2 separate regions of the Homo sapiens genome follow, and region 1 is linked to region 2. A link is an interaction called in ENCODE POLR2A ChIA-PET data of the cell type or tissue named here. Cell type or tissue: Caco-2. All regions are shown on one strand. Each heading gives the region's core, and the rest is flanking DNA. Links, peaks and the distances in the headings are about the cores only.

Region 1 (5,377 bases), core at 171-5,170, 160 kb before region 2:
TCCACCCGCCTTGGTTTCCCAAAGTGCTAGGATTATAGGCATGTGACACCGTGCCTAGCCTTAATTTTTTTTTTTTTTGAGACGGAGTCTCGCTCTGTCGCCCAGGCTGGAGTGCAGTGGCATGATCTCAGCTCACTGCAAGCTCTGCCTCCTGGGTTCACGCCATTCTCCTGCCTCAACCTCCTGAGTAGCTGGGACTACAGGCGCCTGCCACCACGCCCGGCTAATTTTTTGTATTTTTAGTAGAGACGGGGTTTCGCCATGTTAGCCAGGATGGTCTCGATCTCCTGACCTTGTGATCCACCCGCCTCAGCCTCCCAAAGTGCTGGGATTACAGGCGTGAGCCACCGCGCCCGGCCAATTTTTTTTTTTTTTTTTAATGAGATGGGGGTCTCACTATGTTAACCAGGCTTGTCTTGAACTCCTCGGCTCCAGCGATCCGCCCACCTTGGCCTTCAAAAGTGCTGGCATCACAGGCGTGAGCTACTGTGCCTGACCCTCTCCCCCAGTTTTTCATGTATCCCTAATCTTTGTTTATGATGTCATTTGCCAGTGAGAATTTATTATTTTTTAGTCTGGCCTTGATGTAATGCAAGAAAAACCTTATCTTCTCCAAGATTATAAAAGTCATTCCCTTCATGCTGTCCTCTCTCTCCCCAGCGTAGTAGCTAGTGTGACCTGGGAAACATAGCCCCTACAATGCCCTGAAATGGCTCTCATCACACTCCAGATCTGAGGCCGGCCCCTGGGCCAATCGCTGTCACCTCCCTGTGGCTCTCTCCACCTGCAAACCTCACCTGCTTTCTTTCCGATCCCCAAACAGACCCTATGTGTTTAATTTCCTTGCCAGCCTTGCTCCTCCTCTAAAATACTGTATTTTTAAAGCTTAAATCAAGAAGAAATATTTGATTTGATTTCTTAAATGTCTTCTCACCATCTACAGATACCATATAATGATTTACGTTAATAGAATTGTTAATATTAAACCATCATTGCATTTCTAGAACAAACTCACTTGGTCATGCTTTCTATTTGCTAATATTTTATTTACATAATTTAAAATCTAGATTATAAGTGAGTCTCATAAGAAAATCTGTAGTTTTCTTTGTTAGGGCTATCTCCGTCAGGCTTTGGAATCAGCGTTATGCTGGCTTTGAACAGATACATGTGTAAGTTTCCTTACTTTGCTCTGGAATATTTCAGAGGGCACAGAGTTTTATTTCCTGAAGAATTAAAAGAATTTGCCTATAAAACTGTTAGGGCATGCTGCTTTGAGCAGCATGAGGAGTAGCTGATAATTAGTTTCTCAAATTTTTTCTTTGGTTATCAGTCTATGTAATTTCCTATATTCTTCTCCTAAGTCAAATTTTGTTACGTATATTCAAAATATTTGTCATAAAAATATATTTCTATTTTCTCCCTATAAAGCAATAGGCAGCCATGTGTCTACTTACAGTGGGATCGGTCCAGAGAGAGCATCTTGAACACTCCTGGCAAGGGGCTCCTGGTGAGCGGGGATGTTGGCAGAAATGGTCATATCCATTAATAGAAACTCGACAGAGGTAGCACATCTGGGCACCACAGCGGCAAGACATGCGGTTGCAGCCTTCAGATTTGATGAGGCCAGTCCCACACTTGTGGCATTTTCTAATGCGGGCAGCAGTCATTTTTTCTTCACTGAAATAAGAAAACATAATTTGGAGCTGGGAGGGAAGATGAGGAGGAAAAAAATATGGCCATTAAGCATTTATTTATTTTCACATAAAATGATCACTTATGGCTTTTTTGTGACATTAAACAGTGAAAAGAGCCTAGGTTTTGGAGTCTGAGAACTGCTTCAAAGTTTTAATTGTATGACCTTCAGTAAATTACTCACCTGCCTGGAGACTCAGTTTCCTCATTTTTAAACTGTGAAAACACAACTTTCTCATGGTGTTTTGAGAATTACAGACAAAATATAAAGTACCCTGGCATAGTGCCCAGTACTCAGCATTTAGAAAAGGACTGCTCTATTTGTTATAGGAATCCCTGTAGGCTTAAAATGGAGAGAACAGGCTGAGCATGGTGGTGCACGCCTGTAATCCCAGAACTTTGAGAGGCCAAAGCAGGAAGATCATTTGAGCTCAGGAGTTTGAGACCAGCCTGACCAACATGGTGAAACTGTCTCTACTAAAAATACAAAAATTTGCCAGGCGTGGTAGTGCACACCTGTAATCCCAGCTACTTGGGAGGTTGAGGCAGGAGAATCGCTTAAACCCGGGAGGTGAAGGCTGCAGTGAGCTGAGACCGTGTCACTGCACCCCAGCCTATGTAACAGAGTGAGACTCTATCTTAAAAAAAAAAAAAGAAAAAAAAAAAGAAAGAAAGAAAACATTGTCAAGGAGATGAGGTTTAGATAAAGTGCATTTAGTACTATTACCTTAATGAGTCACCTCTGTAGTACATCCGTTTATGATTTTAGTTACTCAGCAACTGTGAAGACACTACTCAACGTTCTACAACTCAAGGTTCTGTTTTGTTTTTTTTTTTTTGAGACAGAGTCTTGCTCTGTCACCTAGCCTGGGGCACAGTGGCTCCATCTCAGCTCACTGCAACCTCCGCCTCCCCGGGTTCAAGAGATTCTCCCACTTCAGTCTCCCAAGTAGCTGGGATTACAGGCGCCCACCACCATGCCCAGCTAAGTTTTGTATTTTTAGTAGAAATGGGGTTTCACCATGTTGGCCAGGCTGGTCTGGAACTCCCGACCTCAGGTGATCCACCTGCCTCGGCCTCCCAAAAGTGCTGGGATTACAAGTGTGAGCCACTGTGCCTGGCCTATTTTTTTTGAGACTCACTGCAACCTCCATTTCCTGGGTTCAAACGGTTCACATGTCTCAGCTTCCCAAGTAGCTGGCATCACAGGTGTGTGCCACCACATCACCACACCTGGCTTTCATGCCCGGCCATTTTTTGTATTTTTAGTAGAGATGAGGTTTCACCATGTTGGCCAGGCTGGTCTCAAACTCCTAACCTCAAGTGATCCGCCTGCCTCAGCCTCCCAAAGTGCTGAGATTACAAGCGTGAGCCACTGCGCCCAGCTAGACTCAAGGTTCTAATGAAAAACTTTTCAATTTGAAAAGCTATGTGCCCAAACACAACTGCAATTTTCTACAGCACAAACCTTCTCTGTAAGAGCACCCTGAGGCTGAGGTGCGGCTTTAAGGTGTGGCACTCCAGTTGCCTGGGGCTGGCTGACTTTCCCTGGGAAGCTGCTCAAGGAGAGAAGAGGCTGTAAAGAATTAAGGTTACAGTCTTTTCATGAAGGCTTGGAAAGAGGGTCTATTTGCTTGCTCATCCGATCTGTCTGGCACTGACATGAAATAATAATGGGTATGGAGGGAGAAAAAAAGGCTCTCCTAAAATGGACAGAGGAATACATAAAGCATGCCTGCAACTCAACATTGCTGAAATGTTAAACAGCTATTCAATATTGCTGAAATGTTAAACAGCTATTCAATATTGCACAAATGTCCACTCAAGTCCTTTGCTTCTGCATTTGTAAGAGTAGTACTGGATAGGGCCAGAATGGAGTTTTATTATGGGATGTGGTGACTACCTAGCCAGTAATATAAAAGTGAAAAATGGGGAAAAATCATGGTTGATTCCTTCAGAGGAAAGGTGGTTTGGCAACTAGATTCTCAACCAGGCAGGAAACACAGCCCCGCAGGATGTGCTCCCGGGGCAGGACAGGAAGAGAAGCCGGAGCTGTGACTGTGGTTGCTGACCTTGCGCTCACACAGGAAGGCTCAGGGCCTCTTCTATGCAGCCAGCGACAGCCCAGACTCCTGTAGTTATCTGTGCTCACCACCAGCCAGTGTGTGGGTAACTCCTCTCTGGGAGCCATATTCTGATGGTGGCATAAGCCATGCCCTTCAGATCTCAGCCCGTCCCCTTTGTGAGCGTGAAGATGCATGTGTGTATGCATTCTTTTGCTGTGGTAAAATGCACATAAAATTGACTTTTTAAACCACTCTAACGTATACAATTCAGGGATATTTTGAGTATTCACGATGTTATACAATCAACATCACTATCTAGTTCCAAGAGACTTTTATAACCCCAAAAGGAAACCCTGTACCCACTAAGCAGGCATTCCCCATTCCTCCTTGCCCTGCAACCCACAGCGTGCTTTTGGGCTCTACAGATTGCCATTCTGAGGCTAGGCAAATGCCCATATGCCTCTGATATTTCATAGGAATGGAAATCACACGTGTGTTTTTGTGCCTTTTTTCACTTAGTGTGTTGTTTTCTAGGTTCACCTATGTTGTAGCATGTATCGATACTTCATTCCTTTTTATGGTTGGATAATATTCCATTGTATGAATATATCATATTAGTTTATTCATGAGTTGATGGATTGAGTTTTTTTTGCTTTTTGGCTGGTGTGAATTGTGGTTAAATGAACATTCTTGCACAAGTTTTATATGGACACTTGTTTTCACTTATGTTGGGTGAGTACCTGAGAGCGGAACTGCTGGGTCATATGGTAATTCTATGTTTAACTTATTGGGGAAAGCCAACTGTTAACTATGGCGGCTACACTATTTCTATTCCCACCTCAATGTATACTGGTGTCATTTTTTCTATATCTCTGTCAAGACTTGTTATTTTCCATCGCTTTCATTATAGTCATCCTAATAGGTGTGAAGCGGTATCTTATTATAGTTCTGATTTGTATTTCTGTAATGACTAATGACGTTCAGCATGCTTTCATGTGCTTGTTGGTCATTTGTACATCTTTCTGGAGAAATATCAATTGATATTGTTTGCCCATTTTTTTTTTTTGAGACAGAGTCTCACTCTGTCATCCAGGCTGGAGTGCAGTAGTGTAATATCAGCTCACTGCAACTTCCGCCTCCTGGGCTCAAGTGATTTCCCACCTCAGCCTCCTGAGTAGCTGGAAATACAGGCTTACACCACCATGCCCAGTTAATTTTTAAATTTTTTGTAGAGACTGGGTTTCACCATGTTGTCCAGGCTGGTCTTAAACTCCTGGGCTTAAGCTATCTGCCCGACCTTGGCCTCTCAAAGTGTTGGGATTACATGCATGAGCCACTGTGCCTGGCTGTTTGCCTATTTTCTTTTTTTCTTTTTTTTTTTTTTTGAAACGGAGTCTTGCTCTGTTGCCCAGGCTGGAGTGCAGTGGTGTGATCTTGGCTCACTGCAACCTCCACCTCCTGGGTTCAAGAGATTCTCCAGCCTTAGCCTCCTGAGCAGCTGGGACTACAGGCACGTGCCACCACGCCTGGCTAATTTTTGCATTTTTAGGCGTTTCATCATATTGGCCAGGGTCATCTCGAACTCCTGATCTCGTGATCCACCTGCCTCAGCCTCCCAA
Region 2 (5,377 bases), core at 60-5,059:
TACAAGTGTGAGCCACCACGCCTGGCCGGAAAGAAATATTTTCTGAGATTTATAAGCTTTTTTAAAAAATTAAGGGCTGGGCACAGTGGTTCACACTTGTAAGTGCAGCACTTTGGGAGGCTAAGGCAGGAGGATTGATTGAGGTCAGGAGTTGGAGGCTACAGTGAGCTATGATTGCACCACTGCACTCTAGCCTGGGAGACAGAGTGAGACCCTGACTCAAACAGTAATTAAATCAATAAAATTTAGAAGTTAAGATTCTTCAGCCTCTTTTGGGCTGGGCATGGTCGCTCAAGCTTGTAATCCCAGCACTCTGGGAGGCTGTGGCAGGCTGATCACTTGAGGCCAGGAGTTTGAGACCAACCTGGCCAACATTGTGAAACCCCATCTCTACTAAAAATACAGAAATTAGCCGGTGTGGTGATGCATGCCTGTAATCCCAGCTGTTCAGGAGGCTGAGACAGGAGAATTGCTTGAACTCGGGAGGTGGAGGTTGCAGTGAGCTGAGAGCATGTCACTCTATTCCAGCCCGGGCGACAGAACTAGACTCCATCTCAAAAAAAAAAAAAAAAAGATTCTTCAGTCTCTTTTGATCTTCCTGTGCCCACTTTATGGTGCCCGGAGCTGCTGATGTTCAGATTTGCCATGGGCGGTGCTCCCCTACATCTGAAGATGCAAAGATCTCTCTTCTTCCTTGTCACCTAATCCTGCTGGCCTTCTCAGGCTCATCTGCAGAAGACCCCACTCAAAAGTAGGGTCTGGCCAGCTGCGGTGGCTCACGCTTGTAATCCCAGCACTTTGGGAGGCTGAGGCAGGTGGGATCACCTGAGGTCAGGAGTTCAAGAACAGCCTGACCAATGTGGCGAAACCCTGTCTCTACTAAAAAATATCAAAATTAGCCAGGCGTAGTGGTGGGCGCCTATAACCCCATCTACTCGGGAGGCTGAGGCTGGAGAATAGCTTGAACCTGGGGGTTGAAGGTTGCAGTGAGTCAAGATGATGCCACTGCACTCCAGTCTGGGTGAAAGAGCAAAACTCCATCTCAAAAAAAAAAAAAAAAAAGGGGGGGTCTTCTTCAGAAGATATGTTTGCATGATTTCCATGAGGAAGGCATGTGCTCTGTCCCTTTCTTCCCAATGCTCACTGCGTCTTTTTTTTTTTAATATATGTTTGCATGATTTCCATGAGGAAGGCATGTGCTCTGTCCCTTTCTTCCCAATGCTCACTGTGTCTTTTTTTTTTTAATATATGTTTGCATGATTTCCATGAGGAAGGCATGTGCTCTGTCCCTTTCTTCCCAATGCTCACTGTGTCTTTTTTTTTTAATATATGTTTGCATGATTTCCATGAGGAAGGCATGTGCTCTGTCCCTTTCTTCCCAATGCTCACTGCGTCTTTTTTTTTTTAATAGACTTGACTTTTTTAGGCCAGTTTTAGATTCGTAGCAACATTGAGCGAAAGGTACAGAGAGTTCTCACATGTTCCCTGCCCGTGCTAATAGCCTCTCCCATTATCATCTTCCACCAAAGTGGTACATTTGTTACAATCAGGGAACCTATATTGACATCATTTTCACCCAAAGTCCACAGTTTGCATTAGGGTCCCTCTTGGTGTGGTGCATGTCATGGGCTTGGATAAATGTGTCAGAACATGCATCCACTCTTAGAGCTCTCTCAGAGGCGTTTCCCTGCCCGAAAAATCCTCCGTGCTCTGCCTCTTCATGCATCCCTCCCTTCATGCATCCGTCCCAGGGACAAAAGGTTGTCCCTGGCAACCTTTTGTTTCCAGACCCTAGCAACGGATCCTTTTACTGTCTCCATAGTTGGGCCTTTTCTGAATGTAATATAGTTGGAATCATACAGCATTAATTTTTTTTTTCCACTGAGACAGTCTCGCTCTGTCACCCAGGCTGGAGAGCAGTGGTGCCATCATAGCTCACTGCAGCCCTAACGTCCTGGGCTCAATTGATCCTCCCGCCTCAGCCTTCTGAGGAGCTGGGACTATGGGTATGCGTCACCACGCCCAGCCAAGTGTCCTGGATTTTTTTTTTTTTTGAGACGAAGTCTCACTCTTATCCCCCAGGCTGGAGTGCAATGGCGCGATCTCGGCTCACTGCAACCTCTGCCTTCCGGATTCAAGCAATTCTCCTGCCTCAGCCTCCCAAGTAGTGGGATTACAGGCGCCTGCCACCATGCCCAGCTAATTTTTGTATGTTTAGTAGAGATGGGGTTTCACCATGTTGGCCAGGCTGGTCTCAAACTCCTGACCTCAGGTGATCCGTCCGCCTCGGCCTCCCAAAGTGCTGGGATTACAGGCATGAGCCACCATGCCCTGCCATGTTCTGGATTTTTGTCATCCTAATAGGTTTGTAGTGATATCATTGTTTTAATTTGCATTTTCCCAATGACATACGAAATGAAGCATCTTCTCATATGCATGTTTGCCACCTGTGTATCTTTGGAAAGATGTCTCTTAAGGTTTTTTGGCCCATTTAAAAATCAGGTTGTTTTCCTGTTGTTGAGTTTTAAGAGTTCTTTGTATATTTTGGTTAACAGTCCTTCTTTATCAGCTATGTCTTTAGCAAATATTTTCTCCCAGTCTGTGGCTTGTCTTTTCATTCTCTTGACAACATCTTTCAGAAAGAAGAAATTTTTTAATTCAATGAAGTCCAACTTAGCAATTCTTTTTTTTTTTTTTTTTTTTTTTTTTTTGAGATGGAATTTCACTCATTTCCCAGGCTGGAGTGCAATGGCACTATCTCCGCTCACTGCAACCTCCGTTCCCAGGTTTAAGCGATTCTTCTGCCTCAGCCTCCCGAGTAGCTGGGATTACAGGCATGTTCCGGCACACCTGGCTAATTTTGTATTTTTAGTAGAGATGGGGTTTCTCCTTGTTGGTCAGGCTGGTCTCGAACCCCCGACCCCTGGTTATCTGTCCACCTCAGCCTCCCAAAGTGCTCGGATGACAGGCGTGAGCCACTGCGTGCAGCCCAATTCTTTCTTTCATGAATCCCACCTTTGGCGTTGTATCTAAAAAGTCATTGCCAAACCTGAAGTTATCTAGATTTTCTCCTGTGTTACCTTCTAAAAGTTTTATGGTTTTGAACTTTACATTTAGGTCTCTGATCCATCTGAATTAATTCTGTGAAGTGTGTAAGGTCAGAGTCTGGACTCAGTTGTTTGCATGTGGATGTCCATCCAGTTGTTCAGCAACATTTGTTAAAAAGACCGTCTTTGTCTTTGCTCATTGTATTGCCTTTGCTCTTCTGTCAAAGGTCATTTGACTCTATTTATGTGGGTCTGTTTCTGAGATCTCTGTTCTATTCAATTGATCTATTTTGTTTTTTAAGAGACAGTGTTTCGCCATGTTGTCCAGGGTGGTCTCATTCTCCTGACCTTAAGTGAACCACCTGCCTTGGCCTCCCAAAGTGCTGGGATTACAGGCGTGAGACACTGCACCTGGCTCATTGATCTATTTATCTATTTTTTCACTAATATCACACTGTCCTGATTACCGTAGCTTTACAGTAAGTCTTGAAGTACCATCATACTTTATCAATTTCTCTGTGCCATTCCACCCTTTTTTTTTTTTTTTTGAGACAGAATTTCATTCGTTGCCCTGGCTGGAGTACGATGGTGCAATCTCAGCTCACTGCAACTTCCACCTCCCTGGTTGAAGCGATTCTCCTGCCTCAGCCTTCCAAGTAGCTGGGATTACAGGTGCCTGCCACCACTCCCGGCTAATTTTTTGTATTTTTAGTAGAGATGGGGTTTCACCATGTTGGCCAGGCTGGTCTTGAACTCCTGCCCTCAGGTGATCCACCCTTCTCGGCCTCCCAAAGTGCTGGGATTCCAGGCGTGAGCCACTGTGCCCGGCCTAGTTCCAGCACTTCTAACCTCATGTATTTTGATGCTTCTGTTAGGTGCATACACATTAGGGATTAATTATGTGTTTTTGGAGAATTGACTCCTTTATCATTCTGTAATGCCCCCCCCTTTTTTTTTGGACACAGGGTCTCATTCTGTCACCCAGGCTGGAGTACAGTGGTGTGACCATGACTCACTGAAGTCTGGAGCTCTCAGGATCAAGTGATCCTCCAGTTTTGGTCTCCTAAGTAGCTGGGACTACAGGTATGCACCACCATGACCAGCTGATTTTTTTTATTATTATTTATTGTAGAGACAGGGTCTTGCTATGTTGCCCAGGTTGATCACAAACTCCTGGGCTCAAGCAATCCCCCCAACCACCTTGGTTTCCTAAAGTGCTGGGATTATCGATGTGAATGGAACACCTGGCTGTAATGCCTCTTAAGCTCTGACAACTTTCTTTGCTTTGAAGTCTGCTTTGTTTAGTATTATCACAGTATGGCTTTCTCCACCTCTTTATTTATTTATTTATTCAGAGACGGCATCTCGCTCTGTCACCCAGGCTGGAGTGCAGTGGTGCCATCTTTGCTCACTGCAACCTCCGCCTCCTGGGTTCAAATGATTCTCCTGCCTCAGCCTCCCGAGTAGCTGGGACCACAGGTGCACACCGCCATGCCTGACTAATTTTTGTATTTTTTTAGTAGAGACGGGTTTCACCATGTTGGCCAGGCTGGTTTCGAACTCCCGACCTCAGGTGATCCGCCTGCCTTGGCCTCCCAAAGTGCTGAGATGAGAGGCGTGAGCCACCGTGCCCGGCTGACTTTTTAGAAAAACATCATCTACAAAGCTTCTGGATGTTTTTTCCATTTTATTATGCCTTGTAATTTTTTTCCCGATAACTGGACATAATTTATTGGGTAAAAGGAGCTGCTATAGATAGACCTGGGGGAGAGTGGTGGTAAGGTGTGGTGGGAGGAGAAGCCTTCTATAATGCTCCTCTGAGCAGGTTTTAATCTTTGTTTTAAATTACTATTTTTTAAAAAAGATGAGGTCTCACTATATTGCTCAGGCTGGTCTTAAACTCTTGAGCTCAAGCAATCCTTCCACCTCAACCTCCCAAAATACTGGGATTCTGAGCATGAGCCATTGTGCACAGCCAGATCTTTTTTTCTTGAGACGGAGTCTCACTTTGTCGCCCAGGCTGGAGTGCAGTGTGGCTATCTCAGCTCACTGCAAGCTCCTTCTCCCAGGTTCACGCCATTCTCCTGCCTCAGCCTCCTGAGTAGCTGGGACCACAGGCGCCCGCCACCACGCCAGGCTAATTTTTTGTATTTTTAGTAGAGACAGGGTTTCACCGTGTGAGCCAGGATGGTCTTGATCTCCTGACCTCGTGATGCGCCTGCCTCGGCCTCCCAAAGTGCTGGAGTTACAGGGGTGAGCCACCGCGCCCGGCTGTGCCCGGCCAGATCTTAATCCTTTAGTGAGCCTGTGCCTCTGGACTGGACTTCATA

What was found. ChIA-PET counts read pairs that join two places held together with the same protein. Peaks named below come from ENCODE experiments on the same cell type or tissue, not always from the same donor. Only the 100,000 strongest peaks of a DNase experiment are listed, where the experiment ranks them.
Region 1: POLR2A ChIA-PET joins it to region 2 with 11 read pairs; 2 of 35 experiments call an interaction of 5 or more read pairs at or near these places.

Annotation. Positions count from the first base shown.
Region 1 is chr7:5,639,700-5,645,076 of GRCh38, forward strand. RNF216 (ring finger protein 216) reads right to left here. Exons shown (of 17, transcript NM_207111.4): 15 at 1,455-1,677. Among named protein-coding and RNA genes, the nearest start is that of RNF216-IT1, 38 kb to the right of the region's middle. RefSeq lists an enhancer at 1-526. In Caco-2, for the core only: no CTCF peak of the experiment used is centred there; a DNase peak (open chromatin) is centred at 3,202.
Region 2 is chr7:5,802,119-5,807,495 of GRCh38, forward strand. No RefSeq gene overlaps it. Among named protein-coding and RNA genes, the nearest start is that of RNF216, 23 kb to the left of the region's middle. In Caco-2, for the core only: no CTCF peak of the experiment used is centred there; no DNase peak of the experiment used is centred there.